Linked DNA regions of Homo sapiens: all the other regions are linked to region 2. The links are chromatin contacts, found by Hi-C or POLR2A ChIA-PET in ENCODE. All regions are on one chromosome and are shown on one strand. The core of a region is the stretch at or near the end of the contact, and the rest is flanking DNA. Distances in the headings are between cores, read along the strand shown.

Region 1 (3,590 bases), core at 1,027-3,526, 320 kb after region 2:
GAGGCTCGGTGGCTTGACCAGGGTGTGGTTTTCACTCTTTCATTCACTGACAAGTAGTGTTGGGGGGCCCGGCCGCGCCGAAGCCTGCTTGAGTCACCGAGCCAGGGCGCTGCGGCTCCCCACTGCTGGCGGAGTCTTATTGTTGTGTCTCTCGCTTTGCCTTTCACAGTTCTGGCATGGCAGGGCTTAATGAATGTCAGGCTCAGAGGGAAGAGAATGGAACCTGCGAGCACTTTCTGCCACTCACAGAGCGGGGTCACCTCGCCCTGCTCCCCCAGCTGCCTACAGGCCTGCCGTGCCCTTCCCATCTCCGCAGCCTCAGCCTGGCTTCCCTTGAGGACCACCACCGCCCTTAGCCCATCTCCCACACCCATCTTGCTGAGAGTGCAGGTGAGCCCGGCCCACCCGAAGCCACGTTGCCTCCCATCACCCTTCAGTGCTCTGGGGCCACAGGGGAAAGCCTGTGACCGGCGTCTGCCTCTGCCTGCCTTGGTCTCTTCATCGTCATAATGCCCTGGACTCCAATTGCTTAGGGTTGTCCCAGACACACTGTGCTCTGTCATCTCTTAACCTCTGCTTCATGACAGTCTTTCCCCCTGGAATCTTGTCCCCTCTTTCTGTCATCTGACTAATTATTACTTATCCCTTAAGACTCAGATGAGTGGCCACCTCCTACAGGAAGCCTTCTTCCACTCTCTCTTCTTCCCACTGCTTGGCGCTTCCTCTCCTCTCCTGAGCTGAGCTGTGATGATTCTGTGATAGCCCTGCCCAGCTGGTTTGTAGCTATCTGCTATCTGTCTCCTCTTCCTTCCCAGACACTTCCAGCTTGTCTGAGAACAGGAGCTCATCCGTGTTGTTCCCCTCGGTGACTAGCACTGCACCTGGCGCCCAGGAAGACTTAGCCAATGGAGGAATCATAGGATGGCTCGGTGGAGGGATGGCTACAAAACCTGTCTTTTCTCATACTCATTTCTTGTTAACTGTGCACAAATAATTCCATATTACCACTTCTTATTGTGCTTAATCCTAGGGTAAATTTAAGTTAAGAGTGTGCTGTGGGGAAGAAAGGCAAGTTGTCTGAAGATTATTCTGCAGTGAGAACTTTGGATCTGTCTCCTGATACACTGTAGAACCAGGATAAACCATAATTGTCCAAATCCTTCAGGGCTTTCCTTCCAAATGAAGTGATTAACTTCTGCGGTAAACTTCCTCTTGTCCAGGCTCCAGGCTTCGTGCTGGGCCTGACAGCACTCAAGCTTTGCTGCCCACGTAGGCAATTAGGGTGTCCTTATCCTTCGGTTCCACTGCCTGGTGAAATATTAGATAACGAGGACAGAGCTTATCTTACACGCGTCTGAGCTGACAAATATGGCAGCCTTTCAGCAAAAGGCAAATGCAGACGAGGCCTTTTCCCTGGCTGGAATAAGAATGAGCCTCATGCGTGTCTGGCCCCATTGCCGATGGTCAAATGCACTCGACATGATTTCCATAGCACCCAGACAGCCTGAGTAGCTCATATCTACCTGTCTAGTCAATACATCAGCTTTGCTGGGGAGAGAGCAGGAGTTTGTCACTGGGGCTCATTTCTAATGCATCAGGAACAAATCTGTTACTGGCTCTCTTTATTCTGGCATGAATACTGTAAGCTGCATGAATTTATCTTCGGTGATAAATAACAGTGCCTTCTGGGTTCTGTTTTTTTAAAGGGGTCTTTGCTAAGCCATTAATATTGAGGTGAAGAGAGAGGAGAAGAAATGGATTATGCCTGACCGTGGAGATTAGCAGCCTGCTCAGGTGAAGGGTGGCCACACTTATTAATGCACTAATGAGCAAGCAGGGTCATTCTGATGATTAGTAATTTTGGCAACATAACTTCTGCCCCAGATTTGATTAAGCCTTCATACAGACTTCCTCTTCCAGGAGATTATCTTTTCAAAGCACATTTGGTTTCCCACTCCCCCTTTCAAGCCCATTAGGAAAATTAAAGCATTTAATTTTAGTGATGAATTTTACTGATACAGACAACTGCTTTTCCAGATTTTCTCCAAATGTAAGCACAATTGCTACATCAACCAAAATACCTCTTACTGAACACAAACTGGCGTTGTGTGGAGATTGCTGATTCCTGGTAATATATTACAGAATAATAAGCTCTGTGTTGGAAAGAATATATATATTTCAATATTGAACCAAGCCAGGGGAGCAAATTAAATAGGAGAACTGAAAGTTAGCTAATATCTGCAAACTTACTTCCTCTTAAATGAACTTGTCCATCAAACCTTCAGATTTCCCCTACTTTCTCCCTTAAAGAAACAGATCAAAAATATTTCGTGATGCACAAGCTAGCTAATGTCACACAGCTGAAGCACTGGAGTGAATGAAAGTTGAAGATATGGCAGACTCCTTGAGGCTAAAATTACTGCAACCTAGATGTTGAAAAAATACCTAGTAAAGAATAGAAACTGAGGGCGGGGCATGGTGGCTCACACCTGTAACCCAGCATTTTGGGAGGACAAGGCAGGCAGCTCACTTGAGGTCAGGAGTTCTAGACCAGCCTGGCCAACATGGCAAAACCCCGTCTCTACTAAAAATACAAAAATTAGCCGGGCGTGGTGGCAGGCGTCTGTAATCCCAGCTACTGGGAGGCTGAGGAGAGAGAACTGCTTGAACCCGGGAGGCGGAGGTTGCAGTGAGTTGAGGTCGTGCCACTGCACTTCAGCCTGGGTGACAGAGCAAGACTCTGTCTCAAAAAAAAAAAAAAAGAATAGAAACTGAGAAGGGCTCTGAGGGCTCTGAGTCACAGCTACCATTTTACCTTTCCCCTGCCAACCAAGTGAAGTCAGATTATGACAGTCGCTGTGCCATTGTGAGAAGAGCCTAGGAGCCCTGAAACAGACACACATCCATATATACAAGGATCTCTGACTTTAAGGCAAGTCAATCTCAAAACAATCTGGATACCTTAAAAATCAGGGGGGAATCGTTGAGAGGCCAAGGTAGGCAGATCACTTAAGGTCAGAAGTTTGAGACCCCAGCCTGGCCAACATGGCAAAATCCCGTCTCTACAAAAATACAAAAATTAGCCAGGCATGGTGGCGCACACCTGTAATCCCACATATCAGGAGGCTGAGTTGGGAGAAACCCTTGACCCTGGGAGGCAGAGGTCGCAGCCAGCCTGGGTGACAGAGTGAGACTCTGAATCTAAAAAAAAAAAAAAAAGGAAAAAAAAATAGGGGGGATCAGTATGTGTATGCACCCCTGTAACATCACACTGTATCTACTTGCAAAGAAAAAAGGGGTTGGGAGTTCCAAGTCATGGGAGTCAGAGACCCAGAGAAATCAGATTGCCTAGGAAGCTGGCAATATGAAAATATTATATGTTTATTCATTTTCTTTTTGGAGGTTTCCACTCTTGAAACACCACCGCTTCCTTGGGTCAGAGGGTTCTCAAACTCTAACATACATCAGAATCTCCTAGATGGCTCTGTAAAACCCAGACTGCTGGCCTCATGCCCAGAGCTCCCAGTAGATCTGGGTGGACCTGAAAATTTGCATTTCTAACAGGTTCCCAGGTGATGCTGATGCTGCTG
Region 2 (3,222 bases), core at 548-3,047:
TGCATTTCACAACTGTGCTGTTTCATAAAAGCGTTTCAAGTACAGTCTTCCCGAACCTGGAGGATTCGCAACTGGCCTATAAACAGACTCCAGTATTTCAAGGTTGAGGAAGACGTTGGCAAATTGATCTGTAAAATTATATAAGAGCTCTCTCTTTTCTTTTACCTGAGTTAAAGCTGAGTTGCCCAAGCCAGAACCTGGTGCTGTTCTGACCCCCTCCTGGCTCCCTGATCCATCCACTGTGTCGCCAAGGCCTGTGATTCTACCTTCTAAGTGTTTTCCACATGGCTCCTTTCCTCCCGCTGTGGTCACTGCCTTCAATTCTCAACATTTCTTGCCTGGACTTTTGCAACAGCCTCTGAACAGACTGCCCTGCCTCCAGCCTCTGCCGTCTCTCCCCTCCTCATATCCTTCCCTGCGCCTTCCAAACTCCTGGTCTAGGACCTCGTTCTGAGAACCGCCTTACCACCTAGTGGCAGGGCTGACCTGTCACTGCGTAGCTTTGAAGGTCAACGCCAAACTTACCTGTGTGGCCTGGACGGGGTCTCTGTCTCCAGCCCCCATTTCACTCAGTTCCTCCGGGGACACTCGAAGCCCTCCCCCTTCCCACTGTGCTGCCTGGAGCATGGCTTTCTCTGTCCTGCAGCACAAATGTCAGCTGCCCAGGTGAGCCCTTTTCTGGGCTCATCGCAATTTGTCAAAACGTGTGACAGGGATGAATAGCTCCATGCACCCAGGAGCAAGGCGTGCCACATCTCTTCATTTTTCTTGAGAAATAAATCTCCTTTGATCCCTGACTCACTGAGAAAGATGGGGTGGCTGATATCAGTCATCTGGGGACTGTCCTCCCCAGGCACGTTTCCGAGGACTTGTCACTCAGTCACACCTGGCCCCACTCCCCAGGGCTTCGTTGGCCATGGGTCCTGCTTGCCTGGTGCTGAGATCTTCTTCAAGGTCTGCTGAAGTCATCTCCTGTTGGGGTGGCCCTGGGACTCCACTCTGCTGCACACAGCTCAGGCCTCCAGGGGTCTTCCTCAGCCCCCTCCTCACTACTCCTGAGGTCTTTGCCCTCCCCTGGGTGGGTCCCTCTTCTCCTCCCACCCCTGAGCACTCAGCCTCCTCCTCACCCCCACGTGGATCTGCTCGATCTAGGTTTAGAGCTCTGGTTTTAAGCATCGATATGTTTAAGCATTATCTGGGGAGCTTGTTAAAAATACGGATTCCTGGACTCCACCCCAAGAGATTCTGACTCAGAAGCTTAGATGATGCCTGGCAGTGAACGTGTGTTTTAGCAAGAATGGCGGGCTCCTTGACACGGTTGTTCTGTAGTTTGGACAGTGAGTAGCACTCGCCCAGACCTTAAAAACAAAGGCTTTTTCGGGGCTTGTTTTTAGGGCTCCCCCGACTTCTTCCTGTGGACCCAGGAACACAGAAGATCATTTTGCTACAGAGTCCGCATAAGCCCTCTGCCCTCCAGCCCTGCATTCACAGCTAGCCTGGGAGCTCCTCGAGGGCAGGGCGTGGCTTCATTCCTCCTGCACAACTCCTGGTACCTCGCACTGGGTCCGTGGCCAGATGTGGGCAGGAGCAGTCTCGGGGACAACAGACACAGCCCGCTGAGGAAGGCACCCAACCCTGGGCTTGGCTTTCCTTTCCTTTCTGGCATGGGGCTCAGGTGTCCAGAGGCGGGAGGATTCCGAGGGTCTCTGGTGGCTGCCTTCTCCAGATTTGGGCTTGGACTGGGCACAGCTGGGAATCAGTTATGTTTTGTTTTGTTTTGAATTGGCATAGTGACCGTCTTAGGCAGAAGGCAGGCTGCCGCAGGGCCTCCACGCTCAGGCGCTGCCTGGCGATGGCTTCTCCGTGGAGGAGAGGGAACTGCTCTGAAGCAAGCCCAGCACCGCAGTCCTGGCCAGACCCGTGGGCAGATCCCTGGAGTCCTGTCCCCACACTACCCTTGGAGCTGCCTTCCGAGTGTAAGTTACAGTTTCAGTCACAGCCTCAGAGGTGGCAAGTCACTGACTAGGAAGAGAGTTGAAATGAACAGAATTCTGAGTAAGAGTAATACTAAGAGTTACAATTTTATGTTCCAGTGAGGTAGAAAATCTTTTACGTCGACTGAAGGCTAGATCTCCTTTCATGTGGAATCTCTTTGTGAAAGAACAGCATTTTCTGAGTTCACGCCTAGGTCTTGGTTAGAATCAACAGGGTAATGGTGGCAAGGGAGAGGTTTGTGAAAATATTCTCAGACTGCACTTGTGAATTATGAATGCGACTGCTAACATTGCTTTAGCAGTTCAGTGACACCTATCTTTGCAAAATGTACTTTCACTTGTAAGGGCCAAATAATTCTAATAGAAACATTTTTTGGTATGTAATTATGTAGATGTAGAGTGATACACTTTTTTTTTGCTGTGCACTTAAAAATTATCAAAGTAATGTTTGGAACGTCTGGAAACTCTACTTCTGATCACTGGTCAGTTTCACGCGTGTGTGTGTCTGTGTTGTATTGTTTTTAGTGTGTGCACACAGGCCTGCAGCCTTAGCAGTTACTGGAAGAGTGGTCTATCTCATTTATTTTAAAACCAGCATCACCCGTTCCACCTGTCACATGTGGTGGTGGAATTTGAGAAGAACGGGGACAGTTTGATCAGGATAGTGAAGCTGCCCAGGGGCATAGCCTGTGAATGCTAATTCACTTTCTGTAAACAACCTCTGCAGTGTTTGGTGTTTGCATGTATGAGATCAGCCGTCAGTTTTCGCTCAGATCCAGCTCCTGCTGCTGTCTAACTGAGATGAGCAAGCCTCACTTCAGACGTCGTGTGTAACCCAGCTACTTCATTTGTTCATTCTCATCTTTTGCTTTTCTGGAAGGTTTCAGCCAGAGGCTGGGGCCCCGCATTCTGGCTGGCTGATTGGAAATCACGCACATGTAAGGATTGTCCAGCAGCTTTCCTGGGGCCCCTGGTGACAGCTTGCATGCCATGAGAACTGGCACAGACTGTGAGTCACCCACTGTCCTTCCTGAGCTTTGACTTAAGGTAACATGGGCAGACCAATGCATTGTTTCTTTTTCTTTTAAAACAATTTTTTAGAGATGAGGCTTCACTATGTTGCCCAGGCTAGACTTGAACTCCTCACTTCAAGCGATCCTCCCACCTCCCCTCTGTAGTAGCTGGGACGACAACTACTACCCCCAGTGCACCTGGCTTGACACATTCT
Region 3 (3,273 bases), core at 350-2,849, 300 kb after region 2:
ATCTCATAGTGGGGACACAGAAATGCTCCCTCCCAGCCCCTGCTCCTGGGGCTGTGGTGTCTGGTAGAGAGGGCAGGTGTCTAACATGGTTACAGTTACATCCGCTTGGTGGGACTTGATGACAAGACTAACGGGCAGCCAATGAGACCCCCGTCAGTGCTGGGGAGATAGTAGGGGAAAGGGCACTGAGCCAGGACAGTAAGCTATCCCTTGGCTCCTGTTCCTGTCTCTGGAAGGTCAGTCTGTCCTGGAGGAGAAGCCAACACCCATCTCTGTTCAGCACAACGGGCATGAGTTTTCTTATATTTTCAATAAAGAGCATGCCTTAGACTTTTTTTTTTTTTTGAGACAGAGTCTCGCTCTGTTGCCAGGCTGGAGTGCAGTGGCGCAATCTTAGCTCATTGCAACCTCCACCTCCTGGGTTCAAGTGATTCTCCTGCCTCAGCCTCTCGAGTAGCTGGGACTACAGGCGCCTGCCACCACGCCCGGCTGATCTTTGTATTTTTAGTAGAGACGGGGTTTCACCATGTTGGCCAAGATGGTCTCGATCTCTTGACCTCATGATCCACCCGCCTTGGCCTCCCAAAGCGGTGGGATTACAGGCACGAGACGCTGCGCCCAGCCAAGAGTATGCCTTATATTAAATGACAGCAGGTGTCTCTTGGCCCAGTGGAAATAATTGATGTGGTGCTATACTATGGCTTTATGTCTTTATCCTTGACACATGGGTTCTCCCCACAGTCCCCCAAAAAGAGAGGATTTAAATATGTATAGGTTTACTTACAAACATCTGCCCAAAGGGTATTAGAGTAGCATGGAAAGTGGAAAATCATTTAGACTTGTTGAACTTCTGCTTTGTGCTGAATACTGTGCTAGAAATTCAATGGACTCAGTGTCCCTGTGAGGAGAGGGTCCTGCTGAGCTGATGGGGAAGCGAAGCCCAGCCTGGTGCAGCCTGGCCTGGAGTCACACAGCGTGTGTGAAAGAGCCTAGAACCAAGCCGCGCCTGGCCCAGGGGGGAAGCAGCCCTGCCAGTGCACGCAGACTTGTTCCCGTGTCACTGACCTCATCCTCATCGTGGGTTGCTCTGGTTTGCCTTGGTCAATATTAATCATTTCCCCCTGCCTCCCAGCTTCACTAGTTTAACTATGACGTGCATGTGCTTTTGTGGGTACCCTAAGAGTCCAGGGGCGCTGCTAAGAAAGACAAATACACACACGTAGGGAAGAAACACAAGTACCTTGCGTCTTCCTAATCTAACAGTGTCTGGATTGCTTCAGATTCCTGGAGTAGCTGGACTGAAGGCAGAGATGAGGGGCTTGTTGACCTGGGAGCTCTTTATAGCTAATGCTGCTCGGCTTCAGTTCCTGAGGCCTGCTGCCGTAGGGCCTGCCTGCAAACGCACTGTCACCACCCCCCGCCGCTGCAGCCCCCCAGGAGTTACGCTTTTGCAGAAGACCCAGCTGCCTAAGTAAAATTAAACACCCTCAAGCTGTTTGAGGCTCTTAAAAACATTTTCTCAGCACTGAACTTCTCTGAAGATCTGAGACTATTAGCACAAAACCAAGAGTTCTCTCTAAACTGCTTTTCTCTTTCCCCTGAATGCAAATGAACTTCCCCTGCTGGTTTCCATTCATCTGACAGGTCATAATTGTGACGTTGGTAAAATAGAGAAAGTTCCCTTTTGAAAATTGAGCTATGAGAACTTTTTTTGTTAAAAAAAAAAAAATAGAATATTTGCTTATTTTAAAAATAGAGTGACACAGTGATAATGGTGTCATCATTTAAACTCTACCCTATAAACTCTAGTTTGGACATGTCTTGGCTTATTGGAAATAATGAAAGTATTAACGCTGTGGATTTTTTGTTATAGTGGGTGTCACTGTTAGGAATTGTGAGTCACAGACATCTGGTCATCGTGCCTTCAACCCACAAGCAGTTATTGCCTCACATTAGAAACAAGTTTGGCCGGGCACTGTGGCTCACACCTGTAATCCCAGCACTTTGGGAGGCCGAGGAGGTGGGGGGTGGGGGGATCACCTGAGGTCAGGAGTTCGAGACCAGCCTAGCCAACATGGCGAAACCTGTCTCTACTAAAAACACAAATATTAGACAGGTGTGGTGATGTGTGCCTGCAGTCCCAGCTACTCAGGAGGCTGAGGCAGGAGAATCACTTGAACCTGGGAGGTGGAGGTTGCAGTGAGCCAAGATCATGCCACTGCACTCCAGCCTGGGTGACAGAGTGAGACTCCGTTTACAAAAAAAAAAAAAAGAAAAAAACAAGTTTGCAGAAGGCAGCATGGGGCTGGTATAGGGGCCCCACTAAGTCCTCGAGGATCCAGGTTATCTCTTTCGGCCCCACTCTCCCAGCACTTAGTGTCCAGCTCTGAGGTTGTTTCATGGTCTAGAATGGCTGCTGGAACTCCAGCCAGGACACTCACACTGCAGTCTGGACCATGGAAGAAGAACTGAAGTCCAAAATGATACATGCCTCCTTCCTTTAAAGACCCTTCCCAGAAGTCCCACACACCGCTTCTGCCACTGTCTCCTGGCCAGAACCTCACCGTAAGGCCACACCAGCTGCAGGAGGAACTGGACAAGGTTCCAGTCTTGCTAAGGAAGAAAGGGAAGGCAGAATAAAAACGAGTGCACTTCACGCCCCACATCAGGACCTGTGGCCTTCGTTATAATTTAGGGTCTCTGTATCACAGTAGACAGACCCCGTGGTTAGAGGCCTGCTGAGTGTAGGTTTCAGGTCTTCCTGTCTCTTACCTTATCAAGTTATTTAAATTTATAACATAGCCAAGCGTGCGTCTATCCAGGAAGTGTGTTCACATCTAGTCAGCATGGTCATCTTGAAGGGCTCAGGGAAAGACCCTCATACCCCACCTTCACCAATCCCTTGGTCATGAAGGATGTTGGCTCCTCTCACCTGCACCCTCTACCCAATGTGATGTTTGTAGGCACCCCATGAATAAACATTTTATGAATGAGTTGATATTAGTGGATTACACGAGCAACTACATCATTTGAAAAAAAAAATGATTATAAGAAGCTAAGAGAAGTTGTGACACTAATCCAATACTGAGATGCTTGTTTTAGATGATGTCATACTTTCATAGCAGACACTAGAGAAGCGCCCTTTGCCCTCCTCCCCACTCCTGGGGCCTTCCCCACACGTGGCCTCAGAAACTTCTTTCCCACGCTTGGGCCTCCCAGGGCCGCCCCATCCTGCAGGCTCAGGGGCTCAGACTCTGAACTATTAGCTCCATA
Region 4 (3,596 bases), core at 151-2,650, 320 kb before region 2:
TAATAATCAATATATTTTGATTGGACTTTTATAGTGAGCACTTTCTTTGGAAATGAGTGTCTTTGACCTTCAAAAAAGTTATAGTTGTTATCAGTTATCATAAGAGGTGGGGCCCACCTCTTAAAGTAGCAATAAAATCTTATTTATGGTTGAAAAAGGTCAGGTCATTGCGCCACTTCTCTTTGCAGGTTTCTGTGCAATCCATCAGGGGACAGCTGGGACTAATCATTTAAAAAACTTTCCAGCCTGCTAATTTTACCATACCTCACATTTTTGTCATTCCTGGCCAAAATCCAAAGGGCAAGTCCCTTCTGCAGCCTCATTTTTTTTTTTTCTGTACTTTCGCTCCCCTGACGCAAGCTTCCACTGTCTCCCATCCTAACTTTACCACTACGCCCTCTAGAATGCCTTTTCCTGATAAGCAAAACCCCCCGAGTCGTTGGCTCCTCCACTTTCCGGTTTTGGCAGAATCCTTGATCTGAGCCAGGCCTCTTCCCAGGGGCTCTGGCCCTCTTCACTTCCTTTTCCCCGGAGGACTCTGGCTCCCGGGTAGCAAGCAGCCCACTTCCCCGGCCGCTTCCTTCCCCCGGGATGACACGTTTCTACAGGCGGACTCTTCTAATTCATACTATTTCCCTACCCCCGTGGTGGCTCCTAGCACCCCCAGGCCTGTTCTACCTGTAAAATCTTGACACATTTAAACTACTACTTCTGATCCTTTCCTCCCCGTCCAGCCTTCGCTCTTAGGCTGCCGAGCCTGGACTGCTTGTCATCCCCTCAGGCGTCTCCCCGGCCCTCCCTGCTCTTCAGCCGTCCCGACGGAGCGCGGCTCCTGACCAAACCCACGGTTCGTCTTCTCCACCTGCTCCGCGCGCCTCGCATGTGTCTGGGGGGAAACACATCCAAACGTCGACTTAAATGATTCAGGGCCGAGGACCGTGAGAGGCAGTCTTCACTTTTTCATCTTTCTTCATTTGCACAGTATACCAATAAGCTCTTACTACTTCTCAGCACAGGTAACTCGCCTTTTGCAGAGCACCCTCCGCCGCCGAACGGTCAGAGCCTGGAGGAACCCGCACCAGGATCGTAGGGCATGACGGGCCGGGGGCGGGACGAGGATTGACGAGCCGGGAACAGGGCGGGGCTTGAGGGGGCGGGAGGGTGGGGCGAGGCATGACGGCTCTGGTGGGAGGGTAGGCGGGGCTTGACGGGCCTGGGGGCGGGGCGGGGCTTGAGGGACCGGAAGGTGGGGCGAGTCATGACGGGCCGGGGCGTGGGCAGGGCTTGAGGGGCCAGGGGACTGTGTGGGGCCTGACGGGCCGGTGGGTGGGGCGGGGCTTGAAGGACCGGAGGGTGTGTGGGCGGGGCTTGATAGGCAGGGGCGGTGCGGGGGCGTGGGCAGCACAAGCCGTGCGCTCCCGGGCTGCGAGGTCTGGCTAGGCTACGGGCCACGCGCCGCCGCCGCTGCCGCCGCCACTGTCCTCTTCGGAGGCGCGGGCCCGACGGAAACCATGTTTGTGGCTCGCAGCATCGCGGCGGACCACAAGGATCTCATCCACGATGTCTCTTTCGACTTCCACGGGCGGCGGATGGCAACCTGCTCCAGCGATCAGAGCGTTAAGGTGCGCGCGGCGCTTGCGGGCGGGGCCGACCCCGGAAGGAAGGAAGGGGAGTGGGTGGGCGGCGCGGGGAACGGGGCTGTGTCTTGGTTCAGTGACGCCGCTGGAAGCTGTGGGGTGGCGGGCGAGCCCTGGCTGGACTGAGCGGAAGCCCTCCCCGCCCGCGTATTGTGGGGTCACGGCGGCCTCGCGGGCCGCCCTCCCGTGCGCCTGCGCAGCTGGTGCCACGTGCGCGCTCCCGCCCGCAGGGTACGCCGGGCCCTCTCCCAGGCCGCGCTGCCGGGGCTGCGGGCGGGAACCCAGGGGCATCCCACCGTCAGCCTCGGCGTCGTGGGTCTTGCCCGCGCTGTTCACCCGACGACCTGCAGTGGGACCTGGTGGGAGACTTTGCCTGGCTGGCGCTGCGTCGAGTTCTGTGCCCCGCCGGTGTTCTCTCACCAGGGCACATGGTTTTCTCCGTGGGTTCAGAGCAGAAGCTCACTTTGTTACGCCGAGGAAGAAAAATACAAACCATTTACATCCAATGATTTCCCTGCTTGCTGCCCAGGAATCGGAGGGTTTGTTTCTTGAAGTTCCCGTAAACGTCTGTAGACACTTCCGACAAGCAGAATTTCTTTTCTTTTTTTTTTTTTTTTTTTGAGACCGAGTCTCACTCTGTCACCCAGGCTGGAGTGCAATGGCACGATCTCGGCTCACTGCAACGTCCGCCTCCCGCTTTCAGGCGATTATCCTGCCCCAGCCTCCCAAGTAGCAGGGATTACAGGTGCACGCCACCACCCCCGGCTAATCTTTTTTTTTTTTTGTATTTTTTAGTAGAGACAGAGTTTCACCATGTGGGCCAGGCTGGTCTCGAACTCCTGACCTCGTGATCCACCCGCCTCGGCGCCTCGGCCTCCCAAAGTGCTGGGATTACAGGCGTGAGCCACCGCGCCCGGCCTACAAGCAGAATTTCTAATGTGGGGATGCTACATGAGATTTAGGAACCTCCCAGATGTGTTGCAGGATGAATGAAAGCTGGAGTGCGGATTATTTGGTTCTCGACAACTCCAGAGTAACTGGAAATCTGAAGGATAGTTTATCCTTTTTCACATTCGAGTTTGATACCAGTGATCTCTCAAAGATAAACTTTTTATAAATAGTGTTGCAATTTTTAAAAGATGTAGTTTCTTTTTTAAAACAAGTTTATTTTTGTTGTAATAAACTACGTTAACCGTTTTTTTTTTTTTTTTTTTTTTTTTTTTGAGACGGAGTCTTGCTCTGTCACCCAGGCTGGAGTGGGGTGGCGCAATCTTGGCTCACTGCAAGCTCCGCCTCCCGGGTTCACGCCATTCTCCTGCCTCAGCCTCCCAAGTAGCTGGGACTACAGGCGCCCGCCACCACGCCCGGCTAATTTTTTGTATTTTTTAGTAGAGACAGGGTTTCACCATGTTAGCCAGGATGGTCTCTATCTCCTGACCTCGTGATCCGCCCACCTCGGCCTCCCAAAGTGCTAGGATTACGGGCGTGAGCCACCGCGCCCGGCCCACGTTAACCGTTTTAAAGTGTAGAATTCAGTGGCATAGAGCACAGCATTCACATTTTTGTGCAGCGTCGCCCCTGCCCATCTCCAGAACCTTTTCATCATCCTAAACTGAAACTCTGTACCCAAGAGCACCCTGTTCCGCCACCCCATCCTCTGGTAACCTCTATTCTACTGCTTTCTATTAATTTGCATATTCTAGGTACCTCAGATAAATAGAATCATAGAATATTCGCCCTTTTATATTTGGTTTATTTCACTTAGTATAATTTTTTTTTTCTTTTTTCTTTTTCCTTTTTTTTTGAGGCAGAGTCTGGCTCTGTCACCCAGGCTGGAGTGCAGTGGTGCGATCTTGGCTTGTTGCAGCCTCAACATCCCAGGTTCAAGCCATCCTCCCACCTTAGCCTCTCCAGTAGCTGGGACTACGAGTGCACGCCACCACGCCTGGCCAATTAAAA
Region 5 (3,462 bases), core at 520-3,019, 280 kb before region 2:
CCAGGCTCTCCTGCTGCCGAGACTCTGAATCAGAGATCTCTGTTAATAGAGTCCTATCAGGTTACTGAGTGTTGTGGGGAGTGCTGTGGTGACTTGAGGATATTTATGGAGGAAGGACATTTATTAACAAGGATCTGGTGTGAGTGACAGTCCGGAACCTGTAGACACATTTAAGCAGTTCACCTCCAATGTGTGACCGCTTTGTAGAAAAAGAGGTTAAGAGAGGTCAGCTCTAGGGCTGAGCATTTGGCTTACTTTTTTGGGATTCAGAAAATCTTGAGATTTTCTGCATTTATCTTTGCTCACTGAGTGTGGACAAAGGTAGAATAAAGGTAATTACTCTTTGCAAATACCAAGGCTGCAGGGTTCCAAGAAGAGGTGTCGAACTGTGGAGATATCACTGAGTTTGACAATTAGGAGTCTATTCCTGATAAAGTTTTAAGGACCCAGCTAGACACCATGAAATGCGTCAAAATAAGGTGTAAAAAGTGGAAGCCTGGCTTCCTCTATGGAAAAAAAAGTGGAGACCATTAAGGGAAGGAAACAAGAATGGTCATTAGGTGATGAAACAGAATCAAGGAAGGGGTGTGTGTGGGTGTGTGGTTTGAGTGGTGTTTGTGTGTGGAGGGTGTGTGTGGTGTGTGGGTGATGTGTATGTGGGTGTGTGTTGTGTATGGATGTGTGTATACGTGTCACACACGTGTGTGTGGTGCATATGTGGGTGTGTGTGGTTTGTGGTGTGAGTGGTGTGTGTGGTGTATGGGTGTGTGGTGTGTGTGTTTGGGTAGAGAGGTGCTGCATTTTTGTAGGCAGAGAGAAGGAAACCAGTGGAGAGGATATCCAAGAATGACAGGTGAGCCATGTTTGCAGGAGGTAGAAAGTGGTCAAGTAAACAGACGTCTTTCCCCACCAAGTAACCTCAGGTCTAGGGACTTCTAAACTTTGCGTTTTCCCTCTTCTTTCCTCCAAGGTGCGCCGGACATCTTTCAGTAACTTGAACGAAGTTAAGGAGTTAGCTTTGGAAAAGAGGGACTCTTTTCCCTCTGTGACTATATGGAATAAATTTTGAGATAAGGGACCTTACTGAAAAAGACTGAGATACATTTTGAGTGAAAGGCATGGTCTCAGTGAAGTAGTTAAGGGCCTGTGCCGAGCAGATGGCGGTGATGGGTTTTGTGGCCTAAGAAGGATGGAGAAAAGTAGGAAGCAATCGAGACAAAGCCTACTCTGTCACAAAGAGGCGACTAGATGTGGCGAAATGTCATGAAACTTGGATCCCGAGGAATTAGCTGATTGAAGGTGAAACCTGACGCCTTTCAGCGCCTACCAACAGGAAAGGTCTGCATCTGCCCACGGAAGGACGAAACCTATCGGGGGGGATTTGTTGGCGGGGGATACTTCTTTGCGCATAGAGTGACTGGCGGTGCCCTGGAGACCCAAACTGAATAAAGTAAGCATTATTTTCAAATTCGCCAAGACCTTGAAGGCGGCGCCAACGGGAGCCGTCCCCCGGGTCCCACGCAGCGCAGAGCTCCATTTCCTCCTCCGGACTCGCAGGGCGCGCGGCTTCCTCGCTTCAAATCCAGGAACGCGCTGTCCCCACCAATCACCGGGCTTCTTCCCGCCCCATGTCTTCCCGCTGTCCAATCAAAAGCCAGCTCAGTCTCCTCCCCTTGCCTGGTGCCGCGAACAGACGTAAACCAGAGGCGGGCGCGGTACGGCCGTTCCGGGCTCCAGCCGGTGCGGGGGCCACGCGCACGCGCACTTGCAGTGCCCTGGGACACCTCTTCAGTCCGTGGACTTTCCCGCTGCACACTGCCCTCCGAAGTCGGGGACGCGGGCTCGGTGAGGGGGGACGCTGGTGCCTCGGCCTGCGCCTAGGCGGGAGGCAGACGCATGCACCTTTGGCCTACGTTTCGGCTGCCGGACCGACGGGACAGTGACGGTTGGGCCGGGTGGGGGCGCAGGCTGTGGGGCGGCCTCAGGGCGCGAGCAAGGGGACTGCCGCGCTTCCCGCGCCTCTGCGCCTGGCGCAGCCTCTGAGCTGAGCTCCGCCTGGTTGGGATTAATTGCACGCCTCTGTGTCATCGGGCTTTGGCCGGGCGTGATGAGACAGACTGTTAGGGGATCACGTCCTTCTTTCCTCCCCTCTTGTCTGGGGACTTCCACCTCTTGAGGGACAGGCCCTCTCCGTGCTACCCTCTGGAGTTTCTTGCAGTGTGCTTGTGAAGTGACCGGTGATGTTTCCTTTATGTGCCCTGTGATGGGCGGTTCTGTTCCTCCTTTTTGTTTAAAATTCTGACCCAGGAAGTAACCTTGTTAACTTAACTTAATGCCCTTGTCTTCCGTTTACTCACTTGATTTGGTTTCTGCTAGGTTGCGTTCATTTATTCCTAATAGTTTACCTACATTCCTTGCCTATGATTTCATTATCAACAGAACGTGAAATGAGACGAATGTTAATACACTCTACTTTTACTTTGCTGTTACTTTCAGAGTTTGTTTAGTAAAACATGAGGACCTCTTCAAGTCAGTCGTTTGGAGAACAGCTGTTTATATGACCATATTTCCATTTGCTCTTACTATTTTGAGGTCATTCGACTGGCGTTTTTACTGCTCCAAAATCAACTTTTTCTCCAAATTTCAGTTTTCTAGGCAAAAACGGCAAGCCTTGAACAATAATATACCAAATGCCTACCTAGTTTTAAAGTATATCTTAAAGTGCCAAGAGTAAATGATGAGTTTTGGGGAAGTTTGACTCGGCTTTGGGTTCCACGGCGTGTGCTTTTAAATGTGTTTAATTGTATACATAGACCTACGATTAATGACTATAGTCAGTAATCTTTTATGTACCTAGGAATGTAATTAGTGAGTCCAGATGTGAAATTTGAGGTCACTACTTTAAGGAAATAGCAAGAGAAATTGCAAATATAGCCACTCAGTTCAAATAGGATAGAAGAAAAATATTGTCTTCACTTGAGATGATGGAGGAGGGGTGGGTAATGCAATAATGTGAGAAATTAAAGGAAATTTCCTTTAGGAATGTGTTATGTCCATGAATGGTTTACAAGTGTAATCTTTTCTGGAGAAGAGACTAGGTATTAGGTTACATCTTGAGGAATCTTCCCGTGGGTTTTGTTACCTTTGCACCCTTAGCAAAGCTCTGTTGAAGCACTTAACACTATCGTAGTTGACAGGGATTGTCAGCTCCCTGAGGGGAGCTGCCTTATTTATCTTTGCATTCTTGGTGCCAAGTAGAGGGTTCTTCATGGTTTGTGTTTGATAATGAATGTTGCATGAATGACCTTTGCATAATTTCTGAGTTTTCTTTGGATTAGGCCCTTCTAAATAGGGACAACTGTTGAAGAGTTTTCTATAAATTTTAATAGTTTACATGTCTGTATATGAATGAATAACTTAGTAATTACAAGGCTAGACTTGGGGAGGCTAGTTGGGAGACTC

What was found. A loop is a pair of places that touch in the nucleus more often than their neighbours do. ChIA-PET counts read pairs that join two places held with the same protein, here RNA polymerase II (POLR2A). Pooled maps may share reads with other maps.
Region 1: a loop to region 2 is called in a pooled map, with 2.5 times the contacts of the local background. The contact joins two enhancer-like sites. A Hi-C loop is called at or near these places in 3 of 50 pooled maps. POLR2A ChIA-PET finds 5 or more read pairs at or near these places in 2 of 52 experiments (GM12878 and T-cell).
Region 3: a loop to region 2 is called in a pooled map, with 4 times the contacts of the local background. The contact joins two enhancer-like sites. A Hi-C loop is called at or near these places in 10 of 50 pooled maps. POLR2A ChIA-PET finds 5 or more read pairs at or near these places in 6 of 52 experiments (GM12878, HEK293, T-cell and 3 more).
Region 4: a loop to region 2 is called in a pooled map, with 10 times the contacts of the local background. The contact joins the promoter of SEH1L here to the enhancer-like site in region 2. A Hi-C loop is called at or near these places in 4 of 50 pooled maps. POLR2A ChIA-PET finds 5 or more read pairs at or near these places in 2 of 52 experiments (Caco-2 and WTC11).
Region 5: a map of prostate gland shows a loop between it and region 2 (4-fold over the local background). The contact joins the promoter of CEP192 here to the enhancer-like site in region 2. A Hi-C loop is called at or near these places in 2 of 168 maps with a recorded cell type or tissue (chondrocyte and prostate gland) and 5 of 50 pooled maps.

Annotation. Positions count from the first base shown.
Region 1 is chr18:13,583,660-13,587,249 of GRCh38, forward strand. All of the region lies in intron 4 of LDLRAD4 (low density lipoprotein receptor class A domain containing 4), which reads left to right. Among named protein-coding and RNA genes, the nearest start is that of MIR4526, 26 kb to the right of the region's middle. Within about 2 kb of position 2,277, at least 3 of the 41 ENCODE cell types and tissues checked have a DNase peak (open chromatin) inside an H3K27ac peak, as active enhancers do.
Region 2 is chr18:13,264,819-13,268,040 of GRCh38, forward strand. All of the region lies in intron 1 of LDLRAD4 (low density lipoprotein receptor class A domain containing 4), which reads left to right. Among named protein-coding and RNA genes, the nearest start is that of C18orf15, 27 kb to the left of the region's middle. RefSeq lists an enhancer at 1,093-1,655. Within about 2 kb of position 1,798, at least 13 of the 41 ENCODE cell types and tissues checked have a DNase peak (open chromatin) inside an H3K27ac peak, as active enhancers do.
Region 3 is chr18:13,566,037-13,569,309 of GRCh38, forward strand. The region is part of intron 4 of LDLRAD4 (low density lipoprotein receptor class A domain containing 4); the gene reads left to right. Among named protein-coding and RNA genes, the nearest start is that of MIR4526, 43 kb to the right of the region's middle. RefSeq lists enhancers at 632-1,259, 841-920, 2,941-3,090. Within about 2 kb of position 1,600, at least 19 of the 41 ENCODE cell types and tissues checked have a DNase peak (open chromatin) inside an H3K27ac peak, as active enhancers do.
Region 4 is chr18:12,946,611-12,950,206 of GRCh38, forward strand. It overlaps SEH1L (SEH1 like nucleoporin), which reads left to right and starts at 1,401. Exons shown (of 9, transcript NM_001013437.2): 1 at 1,401-1,622. The coding sequence starts at 1,512. RefSeq lists silencers at 1,099-1,548, 1,589-1,938, 1,949-2,048 and an enhancer at 1,980-2,581.
Region 5 is chr18:12,989,593-12,993,054 of GRCh38, forward strand. CEP192 (centrosomal protein 192) reads left to right here and starts at 1,770. Exons shown (of 45, transcript NM_032142.4): 1 at 1,770-1,845. RefSeq lists enhancers at 89-701, 1,092-1,471 and a silencer at 1,952-2,031.